5 separate regions of the Homo sapiens genome follow, and all the other regions are linked to region 2. The links are chromatin contacts, found by Hi-C or POLR2A ChIA-PET in ENCODE. All regions are on one chromosome and are shown on one strand. Each heading gives the region's core, a stretch centred on a gene start or an enhancer-like site at or near the end of the contact. The rest is flanking DNA. Distances are from core to core; before and after follow the strand shown. Region 1 holds the start of TRPM7 (transient receptor potential cation channel subfamily M member 7). Region 2 holds the start of COPS2 (COP9 signalosome subunit 2). Region 3 overlaps HDC (histidine decarboxylase). Region 4 overlaps USP8 (ubiquitin specific peptidase 8). Region 5 has its middle 23 kb from the start of AP4E1.

Region 1 (2,700 bases), core at 64-2,563, 1.5 Mb before region 2:
ACAATTTAGTGTGACACATATATTAAAACATTTTTAAGTCTTGGTTCTGCTGGACCTGCCAGATGGGGAAGAAATACACAATACCTGAAGATTGTTCACAAGCTGGGGGAACCAGTGGGTGGATTAGTTTTTTTTCTGAGAGAAGATCCTACTTCAGTGAATTGTGGGTCATAATGTTTGAGAGGCAATAATTATGCTGAATGAAAGAAGTTAGACGGAAAAAAAAGGTGCGTGCTGTATGATTCCCGTATATAAAACTTTAGCATGTGCAAACTTATCTGTACTGAAAGTAGATCTGTAGTTGATAAGGGACGTGATGGAGAGGGACGAGATGAAGGGATTATGAAGGGGGGGGAGGAAACTTAGAGGTGAATACGTTCATTTGATTATGGTGATTTCATGGGTGCACAGGTATGTCAAAACTTATCAAATTGGACATTTAAATACGTGCAGTTTGTCATGTCAATTATTTTAAAATAAAGTCGTTTTTAAAAAAGAGATAAGACAGTCAGATCCCTGAGGGTCAGATTGAGGAACTCTCGAAGACTTCAGGAGCAGAAAGATGTTAAAGCAGTTTTAAGAAAATTAAACTGATTGTGGTCTTCCCAGTAGATAAGGAATAACATTTAGTAAACCATTGCTAATAGCCAAACCTTGGCATGTGTGACAGCAAAATAAATGGAAAGGTGGATAGGTACATATTACATCAAGGGAACAACCCAGTTTTTGGTGCAGAAGGTGTGGTGTATGCGTGTATGTGGGTGAGTATCTCTGGAGGGAAAAAGACAGTCCCATAGTTAAACAAAGAAGAATATTTACCGGCAGCAACAGGAGAGGCTAGAGAAAGAACATGATTGGGGTAAAAAGATGATTCTGCATTTTGGACGAGGAGAGAGTAACATTTAAAGCCTCTACTCGCTCTGAAGCACACAGAGTGTGTTGCGACACTCGAGTTTGCTGGAGCGAGTCGGCACAGGCCAGGCCTAGTTAGCGGAATGAGCCCACACAGCAACTCCAGACTGGATCCGCAAGCCTTGAACCTTAACCCTCAACCTCCGATTCCCCAAGTTCCACTCTCGTAGCTGAGGCTGAAGTTTGTCTAAGTCCCGCCTAGGTACCCAACGGAGATACGGCGTGAACACCCCACCACTTTCTGGGAACCCAGAGGCGGTCGGCGTGGCGGCGCGAACCTGCCCAGCGCGTGCGCGCGGCGCGCAGGGAGGCGGCCTGGAATCGAGGGAGCGCGCGCCCTTCACGTGACCCGACCCGCGGGCGGCGACGCACGCGCCGCGCCGCGCCGCTCACGTGGTCCGTCCCCAGCCCCGTCGCCGGCGGAGGCGGGCGCGGGCGCGTCCCTGTGGCCAGTCACCCGGAGGAGTTGGTCGCACAATTATGAAAGACTCGGCTTCTGCTGCTAGCGCCGGAGCTGAGTTAGTTCTGAGAAGGTTTCCCTGGGCGTTCCTTGTCCGGCGGCCTCTGCTGCCGCCTCCGGAGACGCTTCCCGATAGATGGCTACAGGCCGCGGAGGAGGAGGAGGTGGAGTTGCTGCCCTTCCGGAGTCCGCCCCGTGAGGAGAATGGTACTGGACCCACGCAGGCCCGGGCGGGGAATGGTTCTGGGGTTGCGGGCGGTAAAGGAGAGACTTGGCAGGCAAGTGTGTGGGGAGCCGCGTTCCATGCGGCGAAGGACCCTCGAATTGCCTTGAGGCTTCCGGATTTGTCCTCTCGGGACGGGTGTGCAGTTCGTTCTGGGGTGAGGGGCGGGAGCAGGTAGCAAGTTAGAGGCGACACCTCTTCGCGGGAATCCCCTGAGCCGAGACTCGGCTCCCAGCGAGGGCCTCTCCAGGCGGCAGAGGCGCGAGCCCGGGACTACCTGGCTGGGCTCAGCTGAGCGGCCTCAGCGCGCCCGACGCAGGGCTCAGCCTACAAGCTCCGCATCTCCTGGGAGCACGGTCCTCCTGGCGCCAGTTGCTGGCAGATAAGGGAACCAAATGCTCTGCTCAAGTTTTACATGGAAAAAAGGGAGGGAGGGCTAGAAGGGTGCAAAAAGGGGGTAGAGGACACGGGTTTGGAGCAGTGCCTTGTTTGCTGTGCAGCGGATACTCTACAGGTACATTTCCTTTTTGGAACCAAAAGGGAGGGATTTGACAATATTGATGGTAGATCTTTTTTCTTTAGCAAGAATTAAGGATTTTGGTGGGTGGGGGGAGGCTTCTGTGGGGACCAAGACAATGTACTGTCAGTCAGGATTTAAGTCGAACTACCGCATCCCTTGCCCCAGAGAACAGTTGATCGTGTTTTAAACCGAAAGGTGCGGAATGGAGAGAGGGAGGCGGTGCATTGCAGCTTCCGATAGAGCTTTTTATTTTTGGATATCAGGAACCAATTTTGAAGATTTCTTAAGAAAGTCATTTACATCAGGGACATGAAGAGCAAAGTAGGTATTTTTGGTCAGTACTTGAATTTGATAGGCTTTATGCAAACAACTCTCCCTCTGCTGGAGTCTGGCAAGTTTGCTTTTCACTGGACGCTAATTCAAGTGCCATACAAAACTAAAATAAGAGTTTTACTTATAACACAAATGTAGTAATACTTTGAATAAATAATGTGTCTTTCACTATTTTCCACCTTATTCTTTTTTGTTTGTTTGTTTTGAGACAGGGTCTCACTCTGTCGCCCAGGCTGGAGTGAAGTGGCGCGA
Region 2 (2,765 bases), core at 182-2,681:
AAAACAAAATACAGTCTATGGCAATCTTGAAAATTCAGGGAGCTCAATAAATATTAAGAGGATGCTCTCACAATGAGAGCATTAAACACTTGGTAATTAACATAATTTAATATGCAAAAATAAGAAAATATACAGGATGAGGGATGAGGAGTACACATAGGAAATTTTTGTGATTTTCTTCATTTTGATTGTATTGCTTTCTTGTCTTCAGGAGGGAAGATTTTGACTTCAAAAGTAACAAAATATTTAAGAAGGGAATTCACATCTTTCTGTTCTAAATGATATTCTTGCGCTATTTTCTCAGCAGTTCATGTTTCTGGATAAAGTTTATGATTATTGAAAAGTGTCAATGCTTCTACAGTGGAAATTTTGCCTTTGGGAATGCTCTTAATATTTATCATATCAAAGTGATGGCCTTTCGGCAATCTGAATTTCTTTGGCTCCTGACGTGTTTCAGCAGCTTTCAGCTGCACGGAAGACACAGGATCTTTGGAATCAACACACACATATTTTAGAAATGACAGCAGCTTGTCATCTTTACGAGCAATCTCTCCCTTAATTTCTGGATAGAGACTAATCTGCTCTGGCAGGAGGCTGCTGGTAGAGGGGTGCCTGGGAGCGAGAGAGGGCTTCATGTTGCGGATTTCCCTTTCCGCTCGGTTCTCTTGAAATTCCTGATCCCGCGAGTCACCGCAGCCCCCATCTCCTTACAACATGATGCCCTCAGGTTCACAGTAATGTATTTTTTAAAAACCAGTCGTTGTTACCTTAATTTGGTCCCAAGGGCTGTAAAGGTCAGTTTACAACTCGTTGAACAACTGAGTAAGATTTAAGGCAACTCAACTGATAGCTGCATACCTAATTTAGGATATCCATAGAATTGTTTTGTCAACTACAAATATAACAAGCATTAAGTGTAAACTGTGTTGCTGAAAAGTACTCCAAGTATCTTAGGAACACCCACCGCAATGTGTGGGCTAAATGCACACGTACAATGATAGCAGAAATAATACCTGTCATATAGGACGGGCATGTCAGCCTTTTCTCCGCGAAAGGCTTCTGGTCCTAAGCTGTCCCTTACTTTCACCGGAATGAGATGCGTCCAGAGTCCCAAGCAAGGGAGGAGACTGCTCCTTTACCCAGGAGGCTGGAAACTGCTCGATGCGAGCGCAGTTTCCGACGCCCTTCGGCTGAGACCTGCAGCACCGGACGATGTCCCAGTTGCCAGCTTTAGTTGCTAAGGCACCAACCACTTCGGAGGAAACGGGGGGTGGTGCAGTCTCTTTTGGAGTCGTAGCGAATCAGCTACAAGTCGAGATAATTAGTTCCGGCAGGAAACAGCTCCTCTAAGAGGGACTGGAAGGCGGAAAGAAGCTGAGAGTGACGCCTCTGAGCCGCGGAGGATTGTGGGAGGAGGTTGTCTCCAATTTCTCCTCCCCCTCCCGGCCAAGATGTCTGACATGGAGGATGATTTCATGTGCGATGATGAGGAGGACTACGACCTGGTGAGGCGCAGGGAATGGAACTCTGAGGGTGGTGATGTGTCTTGTTTTCGGGGTCCGGGCCGGGGCGCCCGCGGCCTCTCCCCGTAGAGCATGTGCCGTTTACAGCCTCTCTCAGTGCGGTGACAGGACTGGTTTACCTCCTCCCCGTTCCCGCACCGGGCCCGGGCCCTGCTTCTCCAGCATGGGGGAAGGGAGGGCAAAGGAGGCAGCGAAGGGGGCCCCGGGCCTTGCCCTCCGAGTCTGAGCGCCTCTTCGGTTTACACGGATGCCCCTGGTCCCAGGCGTTCGGTTCTCTGTCTTCTGCCTCCCCACCGCGCTAGCCGCCTCGGTGACCATGCTGCGGTGTAGGCCCTGGCTTTGCCCTTTCGGGCCCAGCGTTCCGGGCCCCCACTTCTTCACACTGGAACTGAGCGGGTGCGAAATGCTAGGAGAAGTCAGAAAACGGGGGTGTCCTTACTGCTCCCAGGCCTGACTGCGAAACGCAACTTGTGAGTCTCCTGGAGACATAGCTTAAATAGTCTTGCCAGGGCCAGTTTTGGTCCGAGGTAAGTGTGTAGGGGAGAGTTCAGAGCAAAGATAACTGAAAAAAAGGTAGTCGAACCACTTTTTCAGTTCTTTATAAAGAAAAGCTGGGGAGGAGGTTTTGCTTGTGGTGTTTTTGGAGGACGGGTGAAAGATAATTGAACCCATGGCTTTTCCCTTAGAAATTTCCCAGTATACAAAGTTTAAAACAGCAACAGCATAGAAATAAACGAATTTTTCTGACCGAATGGAGATTTTTAAAGATTCAAAGCTTCATTTATTAATGGATTTGCAAGTTTGAATAACGTTTGCTATTCAAAAACATCGTGTGGAAACTCAGAAAATTATCTTGATCCAGAATTAACGTCAATTTTGCTGTGTTTCTTTATTTTGGGGGTGTTTCATATGGTTCTTTTATGGTGATGCTGCATTATCATAAAGTTACGAAATAGATGTTTTGGGACGTCTGACTCATTTTAAGTGCCAGAGATTGTCAAAATATTAATACATTGTTTTGAATTAGTCTATAACTTTTTCGTATATATTTTCAGTTTTTTGCATTTTAAAATAAGGCACACTTTGCAAAAGGGAGAAAGGAAATTCTCGCTATTATTTGAAAGTCATAGTAGAGATTTTTATAATTTTTAAAGTTAAATGTAGTTTCGCTAATAGTTATGGTTTCTACCTTACATTTTAGTTTGTGCAAGCCAGTTGTAGGCAGTGACTTCAGTTCATTAA
Region 3 (2,700 bases), core at 71-2,570, 1.1 Mb before region 2:
TCCTCTGCTCTATTTTCAGATCTGAGAAATCAGTCTGAAATTGATTTGGAAATTTTCAGATGTATGGTGACTGCAACCTTGAACTTTAAGCTCTGTTGAATTTGGCCACCAGGAGCAAAGAGTCAATTTTCATCTAACAGCGGCAGAAATTTGGGTGCTCATTTGAAATCTGACAGCTGGAGTGATGGCTCTCAGATCACAGGAATCTCACAGGAAAATGAACAAGGCAGTGTAAGGTTAAATAGGGGTCATCTTGGCTCTAGACAGAAATGCTACTGTGATTTGTAGCTCACATTTTAAAATAATCTAAATAGCCAACACCTACTGACAACTTCTTCTGAGGCTCTTGGCGTTCTTTGTCCTCACACCACTTGCCCGGGAGGTGCAATTGGTTCTTTATGTCCCGGACTGATGAGCCAGTGAGGTGGCACTACCCAAGGTCACACAGCTAGTAAGTGGCACAGCTGGAGGCGAAACCTAGGTCTGCAGGGCTCTAGTGTCTGTGCTCTAACTACCATACTTTACATTTTGGGAGGAATAAAAATAGAACTTTATTTTCTGCTATTCAAGGAATAAAGATTCATTTAGAGTAAAAATGTATTTCCCTTATGTTGAGTTTCTGGGCCGGGATGAAATGTTTAAAGCAGCACTTGAAAGCAAAGTGCCCTTCTCATTGGTTCAGGGTAATGGACTTGACTTCCACTTGTCTGGCTCTCAGACAAGTGACTATTGGCCACCTTCATCAGTGATTTGGTCACACGATGGGGCAACCCTTGGGGAGCTTGGCTTACTCCTTAGCAACAGCTCCCAGAGTCATGGTGACATCGTCCATCCCTGGAGGGCTGGGCAGGCAACAGATAATGCCCAGAAATGCCCGAGGGAGTGGGGCACCCTTGTCTCTAACCTTGGGCACTGTGTTCCTTTGTTTCTAGCACTGGCAGATCCCCCTGAGCCGACGGTTTCGCTCTGTTAAACTCTGGTTCGTGATTCGGTCCTTCGGGGTGAAGAATCTTCAAGCACATGTCAGACATGTATGTAGCATGCTGCTGTGGGGGCTGAGCCTGTGTTCCTCTGTTTTCTCATGGCGAGGAAGGCTGGTTTCTACTTTGCAGATCTGCCTAGGAGACTTGCGGTGTGTGGTTCAGGTGTCTGGGCCTGTTCCTCAGCTCCTGGGACTTGATTCTCTTTGTTAACCAGAGGAGCGCTGAGCACAACATGCCCTGAGGGCTGCCTGATGCCTGTCCTCTGCTGAGTGTCTCACCGTTCCCCTTGCTGTCACTGAGCACTGGGGAGGGTTGGCCCCAGAGTCTGGTTTGCAGGAAAGAGAAAGAGAAAGTAAATCAAGGGGAAGTGTGTGTGGCCAGGGTAGGATCCTATCTGCTTTGGAATTACCTCAATGGTCACAGCTGGCTGAATATTTTAGCACTATTATGATTATGCCTGAAATAAAGCTCCCCTGGCTTGGACAGGTAGACCTACCAAGTCTGGAACAAACCTCCCTGCATCAACAGGCATTTATTGAAGGCCTATTTTGCTTAATTTATTTCTATTCAATTCAACAATTACAAGGTATTGTGCTAAGAAAGGGACACAGAGGTAAATGAGACAGGTGCAGCCTCTCTCCCATGTTCTTCATGGAAGAAGCGGGACTTAACTAAGAACTCTGGCCACTGGCATTGTTCTCCCACTTCTACAAGAGTCCACATGCAAGACAAAGCCATTGATAAAAGTAGTGGGGGAAGCTGAAGACACTGTCCTTTCTGCCTATGTGTGTCTTTGTCCTTCCACCTTTCCTCTAGGGAATTCCTTCTTGGTTAAACAAACACAAACCAAAATGAAGTGGTGGAAGCGGTAACTATGATTTTTTTTAACATTTAAAAAAAATAATTATTATGCTTACATAATAATTACGTATATATTTATGGGGTATGTGTGAGGTTTTGATACAGGCATACAATGTGCAATGATCAAATTAGGGTAACTGGGTATCCACCACTCAACCATTTATCATTTCTTTGTGTTAGAAACATTCTAGTTCCATTCTTTAAGTTAGTTTGAAATGTACAGCAAATTATAGTTAACTATAGTTGCCTTATTGTGCCGCCTAACATTAGATCTATTTAATTGTATTTTTGCGCCCGTTAACTATCACCTCTTTATCCCCCATTCCCTGCTACCCTTCCCAGCCTCTGCCAACCATCATTCTACTGTGCGTCTCCACGAGCTCAGTTTGCTTACTTTTTAACTCCCACGTTTGAGTGAGAACATGTGAAATTTGTCCTTCTGTGCCTGGCTTATTTTGCTTAACATAATGTTCTCCAGTTTCCTATGACTGGTTTTAATGTTGGTAATTTTACCTTTGTAATCACCACTGGTTGTTTACCAATGAGCAGCTGCCACCAACAATATTGAGGAACTTTAGGCACTTTGTGCTGTTTCTAGAAATGCAGACTCAAGACTGGAGGGTTGTGGGCGGGGAATGGTTGGTGGAGGTTACAAGTAATTAGGAACATTTTTTTGCTTACAGTTTGGGACTGGATATTCAATGTGCAGATCCTGACTAACCTCCCTTAGCACTTCTGTTTGCAAATCAAACCCCTGAATTCCTCCTATTAGCAACCCCATTGCCTACCATATGAGGCCCACACTCCTGGGCCTGGCTTTCAAGGACTTGACGATTAGCTCCTACCTTAGCTTGGG
Region 4 (2,702 bases), core at 122-2,621, 1.3 Mb before region 2:
AATATATGAATTCAAACAACTTTCATGATTTCCTAAACAAAAATAGGTTTACCAATGAAGAATTATCAAGAATACCATAAAAATTTTAAAATACAATTCTAATTTTATCTAGAATTCGCTACACTAATATTTTCAATACATTTTCTTTCCCCACTTTTTCAGATAACCCTGAAAGAATTATTCATAAGATGACTTTTTGATAAGTAATAAAATGTAGTGTCCTTCTCTACTATTGAGAGAGCTTGCTAAATTAATGTTTTATCTAAATCTCAATTTTTTTTTTTTTTTTTGAGACGGAGTCTTGCTCTGTTGCCCAGGCTGGAGTGCAGTGGTGCAATCTCAGCTCACTGCAACCTCCACCTCTCAGGTTCAAGCAATTCGCCTGCCTCGGCCTTCCAAGTAGCTGGGATTACAGGCGCCTGCCACCACACCTAGCTAATTTTTTTTTTACGTATTTTTAGTAGAGATGGGGTTTCACCATGTTGGCCAGGCTGGTCTTGAACTCCTGACCTTGTGATCCACCTGCCTCTGCCTCCCAAAGTGCTGGGACTACAGGCGTGAGCCACTGTGCCCAGGCTTTTTTTTTTTTTTTTTTTTTTTTGAGACAGACTCTTGCTCTGTCGCCCAGGCTGGAGTGCAGTGGTGCGATCTCGGCTCACTGCAACCTCCGCCTCCCAGGTTCAAGCGATTCCCCTGCCTCAGCCTCCCGAGTAGCTGGAACTACAGATGCATACCACCACACCCTGCTAATTTTTGTATTTTTAGTAGAGATGGGGTTTCACCATGTTGGCCAGGCTGGTCTCAAACTCCTGACCGCAAGTGATCCACCTGCCTCAGCCTCCCAAAGTGCTGGGATTACAGGGGTGAGCCATTGCGCCCAGCCTAAATCTCTAACATTTTCTAGTATAAAATAAGAGTGAAAATACAAGTTTCTAAGGAAGTTCAATGACATACATTCAGTCCCTACCTCATCTAAAGGGTAAAAAATAGAAAATATCTTGTTAGTAAATTTAGCACCTCACATAGCTGAAGTACACTAGAGAGGCTGGGCTACAGAAAAATATAACAAAAAACAGAAAACAGTTCTGCAACTGGGCAAGGTGGCTCACACCTGTAATCCCAGCACTTTGGGAGGCCGAGGCAGGCAGACCACCTGAGCCCAGGAGTTCAAGACTAACCTGGGCAACAGGGTAAGACCTCGTTTCCACTAAAAATTAAAAAATTAGCCAGGTGTGGTGGTGCGTGTCTGTACTCCCAGCTACTCTGGAGGCTGAGGTGAGAGAATCAGCTGAGCCCAGGAAGTCGAGGCTGCAGTGAACCATGACTGTGCCCACCGCACTCCAACCTGGGTGACGGAAGTGAGATTCTGTCTCAGAACAAACAAAAAACAGTTCTAAGACAGAAGCAGATGAGATCCTCTGGACAGAGCAAATGAAAATGATCCTTTTACTGAAAAACAGGAAATGAACTACTGAATCATATGAAATAATGGCCTAAGTTACCTGAGCCTTTGCAGGGAGCGTCTCAGCCTGGACTTCTCTGCCTACATACTCCCTTTGGAAATGCAATAGAGACTCTGGAAATGGAAAAATCTCATCTGTTTAAATGTACTCACTACCTTCTCAAGAAGAGAAAAAAAAAGGCGGCTACAAAAATATTCCCAATTTTGTCATAGAAAAAAAATAACTATTAACTTCCAAAATAAAGCAAAAAGTAAACAAGACCATTAAAAAAAAAAAACTGGTTGGGCATGGTGGCTCATGCCTGTAATCCCAGCACTTTGGGAGGCCAAGGTAGGTGGATCACCGAGGGTCAGGAGTTCGAGATCAGCCTGACCAACACGGTGAAACCCTGTCTCTACTAAAAATACAAAAATTAGGCCAGGCGTGGTGGCGGGTGCCTGTAATCCCAGCTACTCGGGAGGCTGAAGCAGGAGAATCACTTGAACTTGGGAGGTGGAGGTTGCAGTGAGCCAAAATCATGCCATCGCGCTCCAGCCTGGGTGACAGAACAAGACTGTCACCTTAAAAAAAAAAAAAAAAAAAAAAACCTACCACACAAACAAAACAGCAAACAACAAAACTACCAAAGTTATCCAAATTTTAAGACTTTCAAAAATATTTACTTTAGTGAGCACCACTTACACTGCGTTTTAAGCAATTCCACTTTAACATATTTCACAGAGCGTGCAAAAACTTGTTTGAATTTAGGAAGGCCTCTGTCTCTTACCTGCAGATAAGTATGGCCAAAAATATTAAACAGTATTTTTCCCAGGGCAGGACTAATTCATCCATTGTGGACAGATGAATGAACCTCCAAATGCAAGGGGCCCCCTCTTCAAAGACAGATTTAAAACCTAGTAATTGGCCAGGCATGATGGCTCAAGCCTGGAATCCCAGCACTTTGGAAGGCAGAGGCAGGCGGATCATGAGGTCAGGAGTTCAAGACCAGCCTGGCCAATATGGTGAAAGCCCATCTCTACTAAAAACACAAAAATTAGCTGGACGTGGTGGTGCACACCTGTAGTCCCAGCTACTCGGGAGGCTGAGGCAGGAGAACCGCTTGAACCTGGGAGGCAGAGGTTGCAGTGAGCCGAGATTGAGCTACCGCACTCCAGTCTGGGCGACAGAGTGAGACTCCGTCTTTAAAAAAACAAAAAACAAAAAAAACCTAGTAACTATTATTAGAATAACTTTGCTAAT
Region 5 (2,833 bases), core at 188-2,687, 1.7 Mb before region 2:
AACTTTTGGGTTTAAAAGACATCCATAATAAATTGAAAAGATGTAGACTGAAAGAAAATATTTATAACTGATGTATGTGATAAAGGGCTTATATCCAAAATATACAAAGAACTCATAACTTAGTAATAAGAAGACTAATAATCTAATTTTAAAATGAAGTAAACATTTGAATAGACATTTCACCAAAGAGGATATGTAAATGGCTAATAATCACTTGATAAAATGCGCAACATCATTAGTCATGAGGGAAGTGCAAGTCAAAACCACAATAAGATAGCATTAACACACCCACTAAGCTATAACCAAAAAGTCAGACAATACCTAGTGATGGAGGAGTTATGGGAAAACCTTCACATATTGCTGATGAGAATATAAAATAGAACAGCCACATTGTGAAATTGTTTGGCAGTTTCTTAAAAAGCTAAATAGATTTGCCATACAACTCAGCGATTCTACTAAGTATCTACCCAAGAGAAATGAAAACATATATTCATGCAAACACTTGTATAGAAATGTTCATAGCAACATCATTCATAATAGCCAAAAACTGGAGACAACCCAAATGTTCATCAACTGATGAATGAATAAACAAAATGTAGTTTATCTATATACAATGGACTATTATTCAGCCATAAAAAGGAATGAAGTACTGACACATGCTACAACATGGGTGAACTTTGAAAACATTATGCTAAGTGAAAGAAGCCAGTCACAAAAAACTGTATAGTGTATGATTTCATTTATATGAAATGACCAGGAAAGGAAAATTTTTAGAGACAGAAAGCAGATCAGTAGTTGTCTGAAACTGAAGGTAACAAGTGAGGATTGACTGCAAATTCTCTTTTTGTTTGTTTGTTTTGTTTCTTTTTTTTTTGACTGCACATTCTCACAAGTAATTTTCTGGGTGTTAGAAATGTTCTAAAACTGGATTGTGACAGTGGTTGCACAAAGCTATCAATTTACTAAAAATTATTCACTGTACACTTATAATGGGTGAAGTCTTATGGTACATAAAATATATTTCAATAAAACTAAGAAAAAGTCTCATGAATTTCAGAAATGCTAATTTATTATTGATTGACAGCTTGCTACAGGATCTTTCTGGGGCTTAGTGACTAGAGATGCATGCAGAATTAGAAAGATAAAATAATTTGTTTAGAAAAATTAGTAGATTGAGAAGGGTTTGGTGGTGGTCAGAGAAAAACCTTGGGAATGGCAAAAAGTTAGGAAACTCTCCAGGCTGAGAAAGGCCTAGAAAAAGAGACACTGGGTGGTGTTCTGGGGACTGCAGCAGTGGGGATTTAGGCAACTTTGTATACAGTTCCACTCTCATGCCCAAGGGGGCGCCAGAGCAGCAAGCCTCAGTCGTGACTGTGGACGTTCCTAGCCCCTAATGCTGGGTCACGGTACTGCGTTCATTCAAAACCTGACCCAGGTTTTTTAGAGACGAGGACTCTCCATTTTGTTTTATTATCTTTCTTGAGAGGCGGAGGGAATTTGCCTGAAGGTGGATTCCTTTTTTTTTTTTTTTTTTTGAGACGGAGTCTCACTCTGTCGCCAGGCTAGAGTGCTGTGGCGCAATCTCGGCTCACTGCAACCTCCAACTCCCTGGTTCAAGGGATTCTCCTGCCTCCACCTCCCAAGTAGCTGGGATTACAAGCATGCGCCACCATGCCCGGCTAATTTTTGTATTTTTAGTAGAGATGCGGTTTCACTGTGTTGGCCAGGATGGTCTCGATCTCCTGACCTCGTGATCCGCCCGCTTCGGCCTCCCAAAGTGCTGGGATTACAGGCATGAGCCACCACGCCCGGCCGGTGGCTTCCTTTTAAGTCTGAAAATGCAGCAGGAAGAGCCAAGTGAGGCCCTGTGACTCTCTATGGAGAGAGGCAGTGGTTACAGCCCAAAGAGCCCTAAGAAGAGCTTTTTCAGAATGACACATACTAGTTTCTTCCCCTCCTTTCATGACTCAGGTCCACATTTCACACAGACTTTTGCCTGTGCCAGACTTGCCTCTGCCTTGACCGCTAGCCAGCAGACTGTGTCCACAGTGTTTTCCCGCTCCTGCTACCCGGTCTGAATCAGCCTGGTAAAAACATTAGCTGGAAGATATCTGTTTACTGGGTAAATTCCTCTACAACAAATACCTTTGCAATGAAAATCTCTATTTAACCAAAAGTTCTCCACAGCCCAGTTTATGTCTAACCTAGTGCAAGCAGTAATCCATGAAATAAAACTCTACTCCATACCACATATTTAGACAGTCAAGTTGAGCTACTTGTAAAGAGATTTGACCTGTAATACTTTTATTTTCCCCGAGGAGCTGGAAATATAAGTAGAGGTAAAAACAGAGTCCCCTTTGCACTTGGAGAGTATTTTCCCACATGCACTCATTTTAAAAATCCAGTTCCCAGGAAATCTTTGTAAGGACTTTTCTCAATAGTCTACCAGATCCAGGACAAGGAAGAAAGATAGGCTCCAGATTGGATAAGCAGAGACCTTCCCAGAAGGAAACAATGGGAATTTAATATTCAAGCAGGCCCTGATCCAGAGCATTATGGGAACTGACCAAGGGATCAAAAATGAATCAAGTTAAAAAGAAACTAAATAACATTCCAAAGAAGTGATAGTACTGTTGAAGCCTGAGGCTATACTCCACCGCGCCCAGCCCTGTACTAATATACTAACGAGAATCAAAACTTCAAAAACTACGTAGATCATATGACAGAATTAATTGCATCAGTAGTCCTTCTATACTGCTAAGAGCAAGGTGTTACATACAGATGATGCTCCTTGATTTACAGTAGGGTTACATCCCAAAAAACTCATCATAAG

The links. A loop is a pair of places that touch in the nucleus more often than their neighbours do. ChIA-PET counts read pairs that join two places held with the same protein, here RNA polymerase II (POLR2A). Pooled maps may share reads with other maps.
Region 1: a loop to region 2 is called in a map of CD8-positive, alpha-beta T cell, with 2.9 times the contacts of the local background. The contact joins the promoter of TRPM7 here to the promoter of COPS2 in region 2. A Hi-C loop is called at or near these places in 2 of 168 maps with a recorded cell type or tissue (CD8-positive, alpha-beta T cell and naive thymus-derived CD4-positive, alpha-beta T cell) and 10 of 50 pooled maps.
Region 3: a pooled map shows a loop between it and region 2 (12-fold over the local background). The contact joins the enhancer-like site here to the promoter of COPS2 in region 2. A Hi-C loop is called at or near these places in 6 of 50 pooled maps. POLR2A ChIA-PET finds 5 or more read pairs at or near these places in 2 of 52 experiments (activated CD8-positive, alpha-beta memory T cell and activated naive CD4-positive, alpha-beta T cell).
Region 4: a pooled map shows a loop between it and region 2 (5-fold over the local background). The contact joins the enhancer-like site here to the promoter of COPS2 in region 2. A Hi-C loop is called at or near these places in 3 of 50 pooled maps.
Region 5: a pooled map shows a loop between it and region 2 (7-fold over the local background). The contact joins the enhancer-like site here to the promoter of COPS2 in region 2. A Hi-C loop is called at or near these places in 1 of 37 single-sample maps with no recorded cell type and 5 of 50 pooled maps. POLR2A ChIA-PET finds 5 or more read pairs at or near these places in 1 of 52 experiments (naive thymus-derived CD4-positive, alpha-beta T cell).

What each region holds. Positions count from the first base shown.
Region 1 is chr15:50,685,410-50,688,109 of GRCh38, reverse strand. It overlaps TRPM7 (transient receptor potential cation channel subfamily M member 7), which reads left to right and starts at 1,313. Exons shown (of 39, transcript NM_017672.6): 1 at 1,313-1,579. The coding sequence starts at 1,577. It overlaps LOC128092252, which reads left to right and starts at 1,393. Exons shown (of 4, transcript NM_001414947.1): 1 at 1,393-1,579. The coding sequence starts at 1,393. RefSeq lists enhancers at 922-1,101, 1,412-1,831, 1,361-2,225 and a silencer at 1,192-1,361.
Region 2 is chr15:49,154,265-49,157,029 of GRCh38, reverse strand. COPS2 (COP9 signalosome subunit 2) reads left to right here and starts at 1,431. Exons shown (of 13, transcript NM_004236.4): 1 at 1,431-1,505. The coding sequence starts at 1,452. It also overlaps a transcript of GALK2 not described here and the pseudogene NDUFAF4P1. RefSeq lists enhancers at 479-1,397, 1,156-1,685.
Region 3 is chr15:50,246,576-50,249,275 of GRCh38, reverse strand. HDC (histidine decarboxylase) reads left to right here. Exons shown (of 12, transcript NM_002112.4): 10 at 933-1,031. Among named protein-coding and RNA genes, the nearest start is that of HDC, 18 kb to the left of the region's middle. Within about 2 kb of position 1,320, at least 9 of the 41 ENCODE cell types and tissues checked have a DNase peak (open chromatin) inside an H3K27ac peak, as active enhancers do.
Region 4 is chr15:50,443,445-50,446,146 of GRCh38, reverse strand. All of the region lies in intron 3 of USP8 (ubiquitin specific peptidase 8), which reads right to left. Among named protein-coding and RNA genes, the nearest start is that of USP8, 20 kb to the right of the region's middle. RefSeq lists enhancers at 991-1,100, 1,221-1,310. Within about 2 kb of position 1,371, at least 4 of the 41 ENCODE cell types and tissues checked have a DNase peak (open chromatin) inside an H3K27ac peak, as active enhancers do.
Region 5 is chr15:50,884,560-50,887,392 of GRCh38, reverse strand. No RefSeq gene overlaps it. Among named protein-coding and RNA genes, the nearest start is that of AP4E1, 23 kb to the left of the region's middle. Within about 2 kb of position 1,437, at least 26 of the 41 ENCODE cell types and tissues checked have a DNase peak (open chromatin) inside an H3K27ac peak, as active enhancers do.